2 separate regions of the Mus musculus genome follow, and region 2 is linked to region 1. The links are chromatin contacts, found by Hi-C or POLR2A ChIA-PET in ENCODE. All regions are on one chromosome and are shown on one strand. The core of a region is the stretch at or near the end of the contact, and the rest is flanking DNA. Distances in the headings are between cores, read along the strand shown. Region 1 has its middle 59 kb from the start of Gm30474. Region 2 has its middle 22 kb from the start of Gm30474.

Evidence for each region. Hi-C counts contacts between places; a loop is a spot of excess contacts on that map. ChIA-PET counts read pairs that join two places held with the same protein, here RNA polymerase II (POLR2A).
Region 2: a loop to region 1 is called in a map of gastrocnemius, with 2.2 times the contacts of the local background. The contact joins two enhancer-like sites. A Hi-C loop is called at or near these places in 1 of 37 maps with a recorded cell type or tissue (gastrocnemius). POLR2A ChIA-PET finds 5 or more read pairs at or near these places in 1 of 5 experiments (Patski).

The regions. Positions count from the first base shown.
Region 1 is chr16:93,069,949-93,076,961 of GRCm38, forward strand. No RefSeq gene overlaps it. Among named protein-coding and RNA genes, the nearest start is that of Gm30474, 59 kb to the right of the region's middle. Within about 2 kb of position 2,410, at least 2 of the 3 ENCODE cell types and tissues checked have a DNase peak (open chromatin) inside an H3K27ac peak, as active enhancers do; they include gastrocnemius, where a contact is called at or near this core.
Region 2 is chr16:93,106,699-93,113,711 of GRCm38, forward strand. No RefSeq gene overlaps it. Among named protein-coding and RNA genes, the nearest start is that of Gm30474, 22 kb to the right of the region's middle. Within about 2 kb of position 3,930, at least 1 of the 3 ENCODE cell types and tissues checked has a DNase peak (open chromatin) inside an H3K27ac peak, as active enhancers do; it is gastrocnemius, where a contact is called at or near this core.

The DNA.
Region 1 (7,013 bases), core at 1,160-3,659:
ACAGGTTTTTTACCGTTTTGAGTCTCGAGAACCCTGACCTATAGTCGCTTAACTCGTCTTTTCAAACTTGGAAACTTATATTGCAAACTGCTGTCGGTGTGATTGTCCCGTATCACATTTCTGATCCAGCTACTTCCCAACTGGTCGCCACTTCTCAGTACTGACCAAGAGTAAGGGACAGCTTCCATTCGGTTGGTAAATTAGGCACACAGCTGTCCTTCAGTGGGTTTTGACTTCATAATGAGGCCCTAGTTTAGGTTGTAAGGCATTCTCTAAGGAAACTCCTTACTGTCTGATACTTTCATGGGCGCCTGTAGGCAGGCTTTCTACCCAGCAGATTGCCCACTGCTGCTGTTTCTGTCTACCGCTCTGGGGTTACTATAGGGAAGCAGTATAAGAAGCCTGTCTCAAGAAAAAGAAAATCATATCCAACTAAGGTTACTGGAGATCTCATATATATATGAAGAAAAGAAAATCCTGTGGGGAATCTGTAGCATAATTCTTATATTTGAAAAGTTTCCGCTATAAAGGTAAATGCAAAGTCTCAGAAGTTGTGAGTCTAACACTGAAGGGGCGAGGATGCTGGCTTCTTGTTTGAGCATTTTTTTGTGTGGGTAGATGACAGGTCTGAATGATGCAGATGTATGTTTCGTTCAGTCCTGAGTGTCATACAAGTGCAGTTCCTGATGCCTCTCTTAGTACTATGTGTTACACAATTGTAAGTGTGTCCATACAGGGCATCTCGTGTGCATGTCATTCTGAAATTATTGTTACCTATGAACTTTACCACACGGAGAACTTTGTCATATATCTTGTCTGTAATAAAGCCATATTCATTCAAGAAAAAAAAAAAAGAACCCTCTACCTTCTCTGTGGACATGCAAGAGAACTATCTCCTAATGTGAGGAAGAGAAAGCCATATGAACAGCTTGGTGGGAAGTATCCCAGACAGAAGGGACCACCTAAAAGCTAGAAAGGAACACCTCATTCAAGCCAAGGTCATGAATAAGAACCTGACCTGAGTTAGGAATCATGGAAATTGTGTCAGATTACAAGGAAGTTGTACACGACACTCTTTGCTCGCCTCATGCCCTGCCTGCTTTGTGTAGCTTTGCTGGACTCAGCCCAGAACCCTGTAGGCTGATGTTCTCATCAAAACCCATTTTGATACATCAAGACTCAAAGATATGGAGCAACAGAGTTGACAGAGAGACAGCAAAGAAGACGTGGAGTCCAGGCTCCCGACTGCTCAGGGCTGACCGGACAGGGTGGTCTTTTTCTGTTGCAAGACAAAAGCTCCAGATAGATCCGGTTCTCTGAGGATCTGGTTTCGCAGCTTCTCCCTGCACAGCCTCAGAGGTACCATGTGTGTTTTCTGGGTTGAGGTTCCTTCATCTGTAGCATGGTTTCTCAACCAGTGGTGATTGTGACCATTCCTACCAATCCCCAGGGACAACGTCTAAACTCATTGGGGGTCGGGGTTGGGGGGGGACACTATAGGGGAAGTATTATTAGTATCTGTGAAGAAGCCATGGCTGCTGCCCACTGCCATAAAAATCCCCATGACTGTCCCACAGCCAGGAACAATGTGACCCTGTGTCAATGCTGTTGAGGACGAGAGCCCGCCCTCTGTAGGTGTCATGTTCTACACATGTCCCTGATACCAGAAGGTATTCTGTGTGTTCTGGGGCCCAGTGAGTAGGAAACTATTCTAGCACTGACAAGACTTAAGCCACAGAGTTCTCTTGGGTGAGTCCTCTTGGGTGAGTCCTCTTGGGTGAGTCCCCTGAGTTCACATCAATGATCGGATCCACACCCTTCACCAAGAGCCCTGCTTTCTTTCAAGTAAAATTCCTGCTGGGTCTCAGGGATGCCTGGCCTGCTGGCAGCCAGCCCTCAGCTCCCATACTGTTTTATCCTGCAACCGTACCTCCTTCCCTGACTGGGTTTTGTCTTGGCTGCTCCTGGCATTGCCTCTGACAGCTGAGCTTATGGAGAGAGGAGGCTCCAGATAAAAATCCCCAGCATAGCCCCACCAGACTCCCGTAGCCTGACCCAGGCTCAGAGCAAGACAGACAGACATAGCTTTCTCTCCTCGGCTATCTGTATTTACTTTGAGAATCATTTCCTCTGCTCTGCTTGGTTTCCTGTGAGCACGCTTGCCTGCTCCGTTCTCTGTCTTTTTTTTATTTTTTATTTTTTGTTTATTTCTCTTTCTCATATCCCCCATTGATCAGATGCCCTGGAAATATTGCAGGAACAGTGTGTTCTCTGTAAGATTTGGTTACACTTTAATACTTCTCAGCAAAATGTTGCCTTGGAACACCCAAATACTAAAACTCCAGGCCTGCTCTGCTTATACTGGACAAGGTCTTCGGCACAGTCTGCGATTCACGCTGGATCCAGTCCCGCCTTAAAGGGCAAGCGCACCCAGGCTATGGCAGGAATGTGTCTTTGCAGGCAGATCTCTGGAGTCTCTCCTCAGAGAAGTGAGCAGGCAAAACAGACTCTGTGCTCCCTCGCTGTCCCCAGTGTGGCCCTTTACAGAGCCACAGGACCATGCTGATTCCAAGGCTGGCTTAAGCAGGCAGTTAAGCCTGTGTCACCGGCAGGACAGCCTCTTGTTACCTCAGACAGAACCTTAAAATTGTGGAATTTAGTCTGAAAACTAGTAAAACTCTTATGCTATGTTACTTTAAAAATTATTTTTAATATGTGTGAATATTTGCCTGCACGGATGTCTATGTGTGGGTAGTAGGGGACAGAAGAAGGCATCAGATCCCCTAGGGCTGGAGTTAAAGACAGTTGTGAGCCTCTGTGTGGGTGCTAGGAATTGAACCCAGGTCCCCTGGAAGAGGAGCAAGTGCTCTTAACCCCTGAGCCACCTCTCCGGCCCGCAATGGTACTGTTAAATAGAGCTGTTCAGGGAGATGCCGCATCCTTTCTTACGAGCTGTTCCCTTCCACTGCAGATCATGCTGAGTGCCCTGGGTACCGGGTGGATGAAGAACGTAATTTAGGAAGGAGTTGGCAGTGACAGTTGTGTTAAACTGCAGTCTTCAAAGGGACCAAATCCTTTGGGTGGGTCCTGGCCATGTTTCTGACCTTTGGCTACTTTCCGTTGATTTAAGAACAAAAGGTAAAGGCTGAGTAATTTATAAAGGAGAGAAGTTTATTTAGCTCATGGGGGCCTGAGAGGTCCAAGAGTATGAACCAGGGCCTGGTCTCTGCTTGGTGTCCAATGAGGGCTTCATGTTAAGTAGTCATAATGAAGTGTGTGGTGTAGCATGGAGCTAGAAAGTGTCCACTTCTTCTCTCATCTGCTCTTCCAAAACCCCTCAAGTCTCCCATGGATGTCACCCTGATAACCATAGCCAAGCTTAGCCACCTCCAATCCTCTGAGGTCCATGAACAGGAATTAGGGTTAAGGTGTCAACACATATACTTCCTGGATCCCGGTTCAAACCACTCTACTGATCCCAGTGACAGGATCCAGTTTCACAGGGACTCCAGTACTCTATTTTTTTATTCTTATTTTTTATTAGGTATTTTCTTCATTTACATTTCCAATGCTATCCCAACTTCCCCTATACCCTCCCCCTGCCATTCCCCTACCCACCCACTCCCACTTCTTGGCCCTGGCATTCCCCTGTACTAAGGCATATAAAGTTTGCAAGACCAATGGGCCTCTCTTTCCACAGATGGCGGACTAGGCCATCTTCTGCTACATATGCAGCTAGAGACACGAGCTCCAGGGGTACTGGTTAGTTCATATTGTTGTTGCACCTATAGGGTTGCAGATCCCTTTAGCTCCTTGGGTACTTTCTCTAGCTCCTCCATTGGGGGCCCTGTGATCCATCCAATAGCTGACTGTGAGCATCCACTTCTATGTTTGCTAGGCCCCGGCATAGCCTCACAAGAGAAGGAAACCTTGCAGGGCACAACCTCAACAAGACTCATCTGTACGGGCCTTACAGTCAAGCTTAATGACAAAGCTCTGTCTTCTTGGTTTCAGGAAGACCACAAGTGGAGCATCGTTTACCCGGGTTAACAGAAAACAGCAAGGATAACACAGTGTCACGTCTGCCAACACTGTCCATCTTGAAGTCTCTCTTTGGGTACCAGACACTTTTGTATATAACTTAAAGAAGCAAGGCAAGTGAATTAAACAATGCCACTGAATATGAAGGAAAATGAGGCGTTCCAAGGAAGCTGCTTACGTCTCTCACGCAAGGATAACTTAATTTCAGGCACAGGACAATAGGCAGGAAATAGAAATGGGTTCAAATGTCCCCACCTCTAGGCTGCTACCTCAAGCGTTTCTTACATCATGTCAAAGACAGTACCGTCTCTACCCCAGCTCTTTAGGAAGGCAAGACTTGATCTCCTGGCTCAGGCACTACACCTTTGCCACAAGACAGAGGCTGATGGAGAGCTCACCGAGGTGAAGAGTGTGGGAGTGGCTGAGGGGATGGGTGGCTCGGAGGAAGAGATTTTTGGAGAGGAAGCCAACGAGGATGGAGAGATCAGCAGAGCTTGGAGGAGCCGGCGAGGGAGGGGGCAGCACAAGGGAGGCAGAGGCCCCCCAAGGACAGGGCTTTAGCATCCAGGTCATGACGGGTGGGTATGGAGGAAGCCTGCCTGGGCGGCGTGGATGTGATCCCCACATTGCCTCTCGGGTCTGCAGCTCATGCTCCCTCGGGAGGCCAACCCCAGGTGAGAAGAGCCGTGCTGAGAGTGAGCATTACTCTCACGCCCAGGAATATGAACCCGGCTTTTTCCCAGCAGACAAAAGCGGACACATCAACACACCAGGGGACAAAAATTGACAAACAGGAGGACCCAGGGGGAGGGACCTTCCCTTAGGACATCATTTGAAAATCTCTCCACAGTTCCTCAGGGGGGAAAAAAAACTTTTAAGAAAGGTTTAGATTTTCTTTATAATTAGGGCTCCCTGTTCCTCAGGTTTCCAGACGCCTACGCTATCTGTAGTCATTAGAATTGGAGATGAGAGAGACAGGCCATGTGGTCCAAGAGCCAAAGTCTTTGGACCTAGATTCTCATCTGCATCTCAAGTGTTTTGTATTCACACAGTGGTCCCCATGCCCAGGGAGACACAGCAGAACTTAGAGCTAGCAGTGCGCACATGCTCGCATCTCTCTGCTCCTGTGTTTCCAAGCACGGTGTGTTTTAAGCAGGAAAGGGGATGCAACAAGAAAGAACCAACAGTCAGGGTGGGCACGGGGTGACCAGACAGTTCGCTCCAAGAGAAGATTTGCAGATCTGGTTTAACCTGGATCCAAAGACAGTCACTTCCTTCCCGGGTTATCATCAGCAGTTCCCTCCTTACCTCCTCATCGCAAGAGTCTCCCAAGCTCAAAGCAGAGGGAAGGAGCCACTGCAGCCTCAGTGGTACCCAGCCAGTCTGACCACCTGAGACAGGGATAAGCAGAGTCCTCTATGTCTCCTCCTGTCTCTCAGGCCCTCCGTGCCTTCGCTTCAAAGTGACTCTGAACAACTGTGAGACTGGACGTGTAAACTTCAATGACTTCATTTTGCGAAGGTTTAAAAGGTTCCTAAGGGCTGATGCAGGCAGATACTGGAAACCCGGTTAAAACAACTGGATACCAGATGGCGAAGGAGAGCGGTTTACCGGAAAGCCTTCCAGAATAGCAGCTCATTTACAAGAAGCAATTACACAAACAGCCCTGAGAATCCACCATTCCATAAAGAGTGGCCCAGGATAGGAGCGCAGTGTGAGCTGTACACGTGTGCGCTCCACCTGCCGCTTGTCAGTGCTGTGATTGGTCACCGCTCCCTTTCTCTGACGCCTGGAGGGGCAGAGCTAAATTCTACAACAAAGATGTGTTCTCTTTGGGTATGACCCAGCTGCCTAGAGGAGTTCCCCAGGAGGAGAAATGTAACAGTACAAAGTAACTATGTAGCAGGCTTCACCAACGTCTGAGCCTGGGGAATGTGTTGTACCAGGAGAAATGTCTCTTTACAATTTAAACCTGCATCTGTTCCAGCTTTCAATATGAGGGTCGGCCTCCCGTACTCTGACCTGTAGGCTCACTCACTGTTACATCTAGACGCATGCACACAGGGAACACAGAACCAAAAAGTAAACTGCGAAGTCATCACTGAGAACTATAAGCTCTAGATGGCTTCTTCCCTCCTCCACACTAAGTCCCCTGGTGTTCTTTTTAGCCACCTAGAGCCTATGCCCCTGTCTTTGTCTGCGACAGCTACACTGTATGATCGTTTCTCCACTTCCTCTTACTTTGGCTACTCTTGGCATCTCTTGCCATGAGGCTCTCTACCCAACTGCCGTGGCACCCACCTCAATGCACAGCATGGGACGTGTAGTCATGTGCATGTTCACAGAGGTGTTCTATATGCTCCATGGCAGAGTCTGCTCTGAGATGTGTGAGTTAATAAATACACAGTAGGATAAGAAGGTAGGTAGTGCCCTGCCAAGGCAGGGGAAGAAATACTTTACAGGTACATTTCCAGTGTCTCTTAATCAGAGTGACCACTCCCACGGCCACCAGTGCCTGCCAGCATATTTGCATCCCAAAGAAATCAGGATTAGAACTCAGTGCACCCGAGTGATGCCTATGTCTGGGGTGGGGAATCCCACAGAGCATGGTCCAAAAGATGATGCTTCCAGGCCTCTCAAGATAAACTCACATTGAGCTGACCAGTCAGAGCCAGATGGAAGATACCAGAAAACCAGCATCTGGCCTCCACATGCCAACGACTGGGGAATCTATCAACAGAACGGGTACGTTTCCATGCAATAGAATCTTACTTACAAAGGAGGCAATGCAGTAGTAATATTTCATGCTACAACATGGATAGCCCTAGATCACAATGCCAGGTAAAAGAAGCCAGGCTTGAAAAAAATGAGTTTCATAGGACTCAAATCACATGAAGCGCCTAGAGCAGGCCATTCTTTACGAGCCTGGAAGAGGACAGATCAAGAGTTGCTAGGATCTGGGAAAGGGTGTG
Region 2 (7,013 bases), core at 2,680-5,179, 38 kb after region 1:
GAGGATGGGGCTTCTCAAATTAGGTCTGCCTTCCTTTCTCTCTCTCTCTCTCTCTCTCTCTCTCTCTCTCTCTCTCTCTCTCTCTCTCTCTCTCTCTCTTTCTTCCCCTAAACAGAAAGAAAAAAATTTTTGATGATGTCAAGGGGTGCTAAGCTGAAAGAGTTCAAAGTGCCAAGGGTATTTAGCGGTCTCCCTGCCCCTGCATTCCCAAGCCATGCAATACAAGGAATAGTCTGAGAGCTGGCCGTGCACTTAATCCCACAGGAGCGGCCTTGGCAAGCTCCTCGGGATCGTTCTTGTAATCCTCAGAAGCTCACGGATTCCAGGAAGCCTCCATGCCTTTTGCAACCCAGGCTTGCCTCCCATGAATCTTCCTGACTCAGAGTTTGCAGCATTTGCTAATTTTCATAGAGCGTCACACAAATCCTCTACCACTGTCTACCCCTCAATCATAAAAGTGCCACTCGGATTTACAGCCCCCCCAAAGTCAACAGAGCCTCCCCTTGCAGGCACAGGGGAGAAGGATCTGGAACCACTTGATGGAGTGCACCTCATAACAGCAGGATAACAGCGTGCCACGTTGGTTGCCACAGCTCATCTGGGTTGAGGCTGCCTGGTCAGTGCTTGGATATCTTTGAAACAGAATCACATTCTTCAGGAGGTGGCGACTGTAACACAATAAACAGCAGCTGTTCCCAGGGCTTGGAAATAATACCTCAACATTCGCATAGTGTTTGGTGCCAAGAGTTAGGTCCCGTTATGGTTAAGGCCAACATAGAACTTCTAGGCAAATAAATACATGAGTAACAATGTCCTGTTAGGACTGGAGGGATGACTCGGAGCTTTAGAGCAACTGTTGTTCTTTCAAAGGATGTGAGTCGCCTCCCAATACTTGCATTGGTCGGTTTATAACTGCCCATAACTCCACTGGCATCTGACGCCCTCTTCTGGCCACAAGGGCACCTGCACACACATGCAGCACACACAGACACATAAATTAAAAGTAAATATAAAGGACTGGAGACATGACTCAATGGTTTAAAGCATTAGCAGTTCTTCCAGAGAACTCCAGTTCAATTCCCAGCACCCACCATCTAGAACTTCGTTTTCATTTCAGGGGAGCTGAGCCCCCTCTTCTGGTCTCCCCAGACAATGTACACACATGGTGCATACACACACATTCACACAAAATATTGAAATTAAATGTACATTGCTCCCATCAATTTCTTTACAGTCTTAATTTGTACATATTACCCAGGAATCTCACACACATGGAATTTTCCATTCTTTCCAATCTTTCTAACGAGCACTCCATCTCAGCATAGTCCTAAAAGCTTTCTAAAGACCCTTTTAAAGTAAAAGGCCAGAGCCTGTCTTGTTTATAAGACACCAGGATTCCAAGCTTCCAGAAAGCCCATATAAGTAACCCCAGAAATAGGTAGTGCATTTAATAGAAATCTGAGCTCATCAATTTTACATGATCCTCACACACTGAGTGTGGAATGCTGATGAGGATTTGATGTTGACAGGAGATTCATTTGCAAACACAAGTGGCTGGAGAGATGATTAAATCGGTGAATAGTTTGTCAATATCTATTTCATGTTAGCTCTCACTATCAAGACCAGTAGCTGTGGCTTTGATGACAATAATAAATAATAATTAGGATATGGCGCTGTTCTGGTTGCAAGCATACAACACTTTTTGTTATGGACCTAAAAAGATGTATATTAAGTTATATGTGTACTCCCAACCCTGACAGGCCAGCCTTAACGAACGTTTGAGGGAGTCATGAAATCCATATTGTCTTATGGTCCTTGGTGTGCAGAGATGGCTTCTGTCTTCTAGGATAAAGAGTACAGAAAGCTCGTGTTGTGCACACCTAGGTGACAGGGACAAGATGGGGTAGCTTTAGATCAAATACAACTGCTGGATGTCTGGCTTATTCCTCAATGAGGACTGGCACCAAGCCTGGGAGACAGTGCAGGAAGTCAAGTGTCCGCCTTGACAGCGTGAGGACCCAAGTTCAAGGACCCACGCTTAAAAAGGTGTGTGTGGTGGTGCATGCTTGTAATGCCAGCTCTGGGGAGGCGGTGACAGTTGGGTCCCTGGGGTTTGATGACCAGTTAGGGTGAGATTCTATCTCACAAAACGAGGTGGATGTACCTGAGAAGTGACCACAACCTTCTTGTTGACAAGCGAGGAGGTGAATTGAAGTGAAAGCATCCGAGGGGGCATCCCTGACATCACAGGGCACCGCAGAACATGCTACGTTCTCAGAGAGTCGATTCTCAAGTTCATGGTGCTTGTGCCGCTCACTAATCTCAGGGACCTTCAGTAGGATGGAGGATATTTGAAAGCAGAAATTGGATCTTTTGGGGTTGTGGCCAAGCCCCAACTTCTCCAGTTCTGAGGCATTACAATGCTTGGTGCTTTCCTTAGGATGTCACAGATGCTATTCTGCGGTCTTAGCTACATAAAGAGATAGGGCTTAATTATTTAACATGTCACTCTCAACCATTAAAATAGTGACTAGGCTCTTGCCAGAACAGATTCTATAAAATATCAAAATAAAGTCAATCTTTAAAAAAAGGGGGGGGGAACTATTCAAAAAGTTTGAAAAACTTGTGAGGAACATCAATAGTTCTACCTGCAAGTTTACTCCATGTAAACATTTTTAAGAAGATTCGTGCAGTGTCTAGTGTAGCCCAAGCCGACCTCAGGCTTACTGTATATACCCAAGGCTGATCTCGAGCTCTTGGGCCCCCAGCCTTTACCTATGGGTAGGCTGTTGGGATTGCAGTATGTGCCACCGCTCTGCTGCTGAGGTTTGAACCAACGTCCTGTACATGCTAGCCACGCACTGTAGAGGTAGCTACTGGGCTACCCACCTACCCACCCTCTCTCTTGTTTTGTTATGACACGTACCTCACACACCAAGGGCGTGGAGAGCCAATGGCTTTCCCCATACAATCATACTAAAAGCAAGTGTGTTTTGTAAACGTTTTATGGAAATTTGGGAAAGTGAAAACAGGCTCTTAACAGTTCCCCGCTGTCCAACAAGCAATGTCAATACTGCCATGAACGCCAGTGGCTCAATCAGTGTGAGTCAACTCTACCTCCCTCTCGGTGACTCGTACTTTTGTTATTTTTAGCAGGAGACATGCAACGCTGTATGGTTGGCTCACGTATTGAAGACGCGATTCTCAACTGCTGGTGCTATTTTAGGAGGTTCTGGAAACTTTAGATGTTGGGGAGGGGTAGCTGGAGGAAGTATGTCACAGAAAACATGTCTCTGTCTGCCTGCCTGTCTGTCTGTCTGTCTATGTCTATGTCTGTCTGTCTGTGTCTCTGTCTCTGTCTATCTCTGTCTCTATCTCTGTGTGTGTGTGTGTGCCTCTGTCTGACGCTGTGTGAGTCTTTATCTGTCTGTGTCCATCTCTATCTCTGTCTGTGACCCTGTGTCTGTGTGTGTGTGTGCCTATGTATCTGTGTCTACCTGTGTGTGCATATGTGTGTGTGTGTGTGTTTATCTATCTATAACTGTCTCTCCTTTATCGGCTATGACATGGCTATGTCCCTATCATTAGCTCCCACCTCTATGAAGTTCCTCCTTCTGCACAGACCCAGAGCGCACTGGGCCAAGGACCACAGTCTGAAATCTCTGAAAGCATGAGCAAAGCCACATCTTTCCTACTTTATTTTTGTCATAGCATTGAAATTGTAAATTAAACATACAAACAAGTCCTGAGTGTCTCTTTGCTGTTGCTGCCCCTTGGTTTTTGGCAGGGTTTTGTTTCTTTCGTGTCAAGATGAGGCTTTGCCAAGTTGATGTGTGCTTTGCATCCACAGGAGGCCTCTGCAGAAGCTGGAATACATACAGGACACTTTAAACGGAAGGGATACGATGGGTCCTTCTTAGAATCAGGAGACTTTGGTGTCACCAGTCACAGGGAACAAAGGGCAGGCCTGCATGGCATCTCTCCAGTTCACCAGAGGAAGGGGTGGGGTAGACCAGGTGTGACATCTTTCTGGTTCAGCAGGATCTTTGTGTGAATGTAATCTGACAACCTGGAATTTTGAGAATCAAGGGAAAGACGAGCCAATAGCTGATCACTCACACGTGCTTCTGGGGTCTTTAGGGCTCCGTGAGTCAGTTGTGCAATGCAGATCTAGGACTTAGGAGCTAGCGCATGGCCTGCTCCTTTTCTCCATGCTGCAGAAGCACATACGCAGCTCTGGGTGGGCTAGGGCTACAAGGGAACCCAGGAAAGGAGGCCCCTCCTCCTCAGAGTTCTCTCAACCATAGGTTACATAATCCACCCATTCATTCATTCATTCATTAGTCATCCAGCCAACACTGGCTGGAGCACCTGTGTAGTGCAGCCTCTGTCTTTGTACTGCCCCCCTTGCCTTCGAGGGCTGTGAAGCAAGTGTGTAATACCCTCCACACAGCTGTGGGAAAGGACAACAGGCAGCTGACAGGGCTCCACACCTGAAGCCAGCTTCCCAGGCGCTTGCCCAATTTTTCTTTGCCTTGTTTTGGTTTAAAACAGTGTTTCTCAGTAGAGGCCAACTCAAGCCTTCAGGACTACCATGCACAGGACAGCCCTACAGCAAAGAATAATCCAGACTGAAGAGTCTATGGGCTTTGATGTTTAGAAAGGCCACGTCAGAACCATTGTGGTGAGCGTGCCTGTAATCTCAGCACTTGGGAGGCTGCAGCAGGAGGATTGCTCTGAGTTTCAGGCCAATGTGGCCTATATAGGAAGATTCTTGCTTAGAAACACAAACATAAGAGAAAGAGAAGGAAGGAAAGAAGGAAGGAAGGGAGGGAGGGAGGGAGGGAGGGAGGGAGGAAGGAAGGGAGAGGGAGGGAGGAAGGGAGGGAGGAAGGAAGGGAGAGGGAGGGAGGAAGGGAGGGAGGGAGGAAGGGAGGGAGGGAGGAAGGGAGGAAGGGAGGGAGGAAGGGAGGAAGGGAGGAAGGGAGGAAGGGAGGAAGGGAGGAAGGGAGGAAGGGAGGAAGGGAGGAAGGGAGGAAGGGAGGAAGGGAGGAAGGGAGGAAGGGAGGAAGGGAGGAAGGGAGGAAAAAAAATCAAGAAAGTCAACTTGATTCTGAAAGGCTTCTTGGAGACCCCAGAGGATGATCCAGAACAGATTTTGTGGTAAAAAGATGGTTGCTCTCTTCTGAGCTGTTAGGTCTTCTCAGATATCAATCTCGACCTACTATCTCTTTCTGGGGTATTTTCAAAATACACTCTGCATTGTGGCTACCAGTTGTCCCTCGGCCGCAGCAGGACTCAGCTGTGGACAATGGTGGCCTGTTGCTCTACAATGACAACTGCACAGAATAGAAGAGTTTGCACCTTAATGACCATCTCTTGGAGCCATGTGTGGTTTCATCAACATTTAAACCTCGCTCTTCCTTCCTCAACACAAAGCTTGTGTGGTGAGATGAGGAAAATCCACTGTAGTCACACTCCATGGCTACTCCATGGCTACATTTACCCACTCATGTTCTCGATACATGGGGAGGGGAGCTGGCCCATGGCCTGGCGTCGTGGTTGCTGAACTGGGCACAAGGCAGGGTACTAAGAGATGAAGGCAGAGTGATTTACTTCCAAGGACTTCCTGGAGCAGACAATATGGACTTTGCTGTAGACACTGCTGTCAAAGTCCTGCTCCCAACCCTAAATCGGGACTGTACATGTTTCCAAAGGTGGGCTCTAAACACTTACGTGTAACTTAGGAAGTAAGTCATAGCTAAGGCTTTGGTTTGCAAATCTCTGTCATGCAATGTCCCCCTGAGGATTTGTGAATTGCCCATGAAACACAAGAACCTGGGCCCTGGAGATGGCTCAGCACTTACAGCTCCTGCTGCCCTTCAAGGGCATCCAGTTAGATTGCATTCACTTCCCAGCACTCAAATGGCAGCTGACAACCATCTGCAGCTCCAATTCCAGCTGATCCAATGGGCTCTTCTGGCCTCTATGAGCCCCTGGCATACACACCATGCACACACACATGCAGACTAAGCACCTATACATATAAAAATCAGCTAATTAAAAAAACCAGAAGCCTTGTTCAAGAGAAATACCTTAGCACTCGTCATGAGACTAAGGGAAAAGGCAAACAAAAATATCTGAACTTCTTTCAGGCATTGTGTCCAGCTTTCTCAAGCAACAGAACGCCAAGTTCAAACACCCAAGGCACTGCGACCTCGCCTTAGCCCTTCTCAGAGCATGGTGGTCTCTGCTTTCTCAGAAATCCAGTCGGGCCTGACAAACACATCATGAGACAATGCTCCACTGTGTGTGAATGCTAGCCTTGTTCTCAGCTCTGACATGGCTGTGATTTCTTCTGAGAGCCAGGAGGGTCTAGACCAGGCACAGACACGTGTTCACCGGTAGTATATTCACACCTTCATAGGCATATACACATGTTCATGGGTATAATATACACATCCTCATAGGCACATACACTCGTTCATGGGTATAATATACACATCTTCATAGGCATATACACATGTTCCTGTTTTGAAGCAGAGTGGTATTGCTTTGCAAGATGGACCATAGTAGAGCCCAACAAAACCTTTCATAGGAGCATTTGAGACAAGACAACAGAGGCAAGGATCATCTCAGGGGCTAATTGGATTATACTAAGCGATCACATAATGCCAGGACTGTCAGTCTCTTGACCACAGTGAGGTGACATTCAAAGGGCAAAGAACTTGAGCCTGGATGGATCCTAAGAGCCTGGCAAAAGAGGTGCTACCTGGGGTTGTCCCTTCCAGAGAGGAACAGACAGACACCAAGGCAGATGACAGAGGCTGCTGACATCCACCAGATACAACCAAAACCACAGGAAAGCCATGCTTGGTCCAGGCCCATTAACAATAAAGGGTGATTGAGACCTTAGAAAGAAGATGAGTTTGTGGAATTTCAGAAAGAATAGTGACCCGGAATTTGACCTCAGAAGCAGCAAGAACCTGCAAACATTGACTGACCAGCATCCA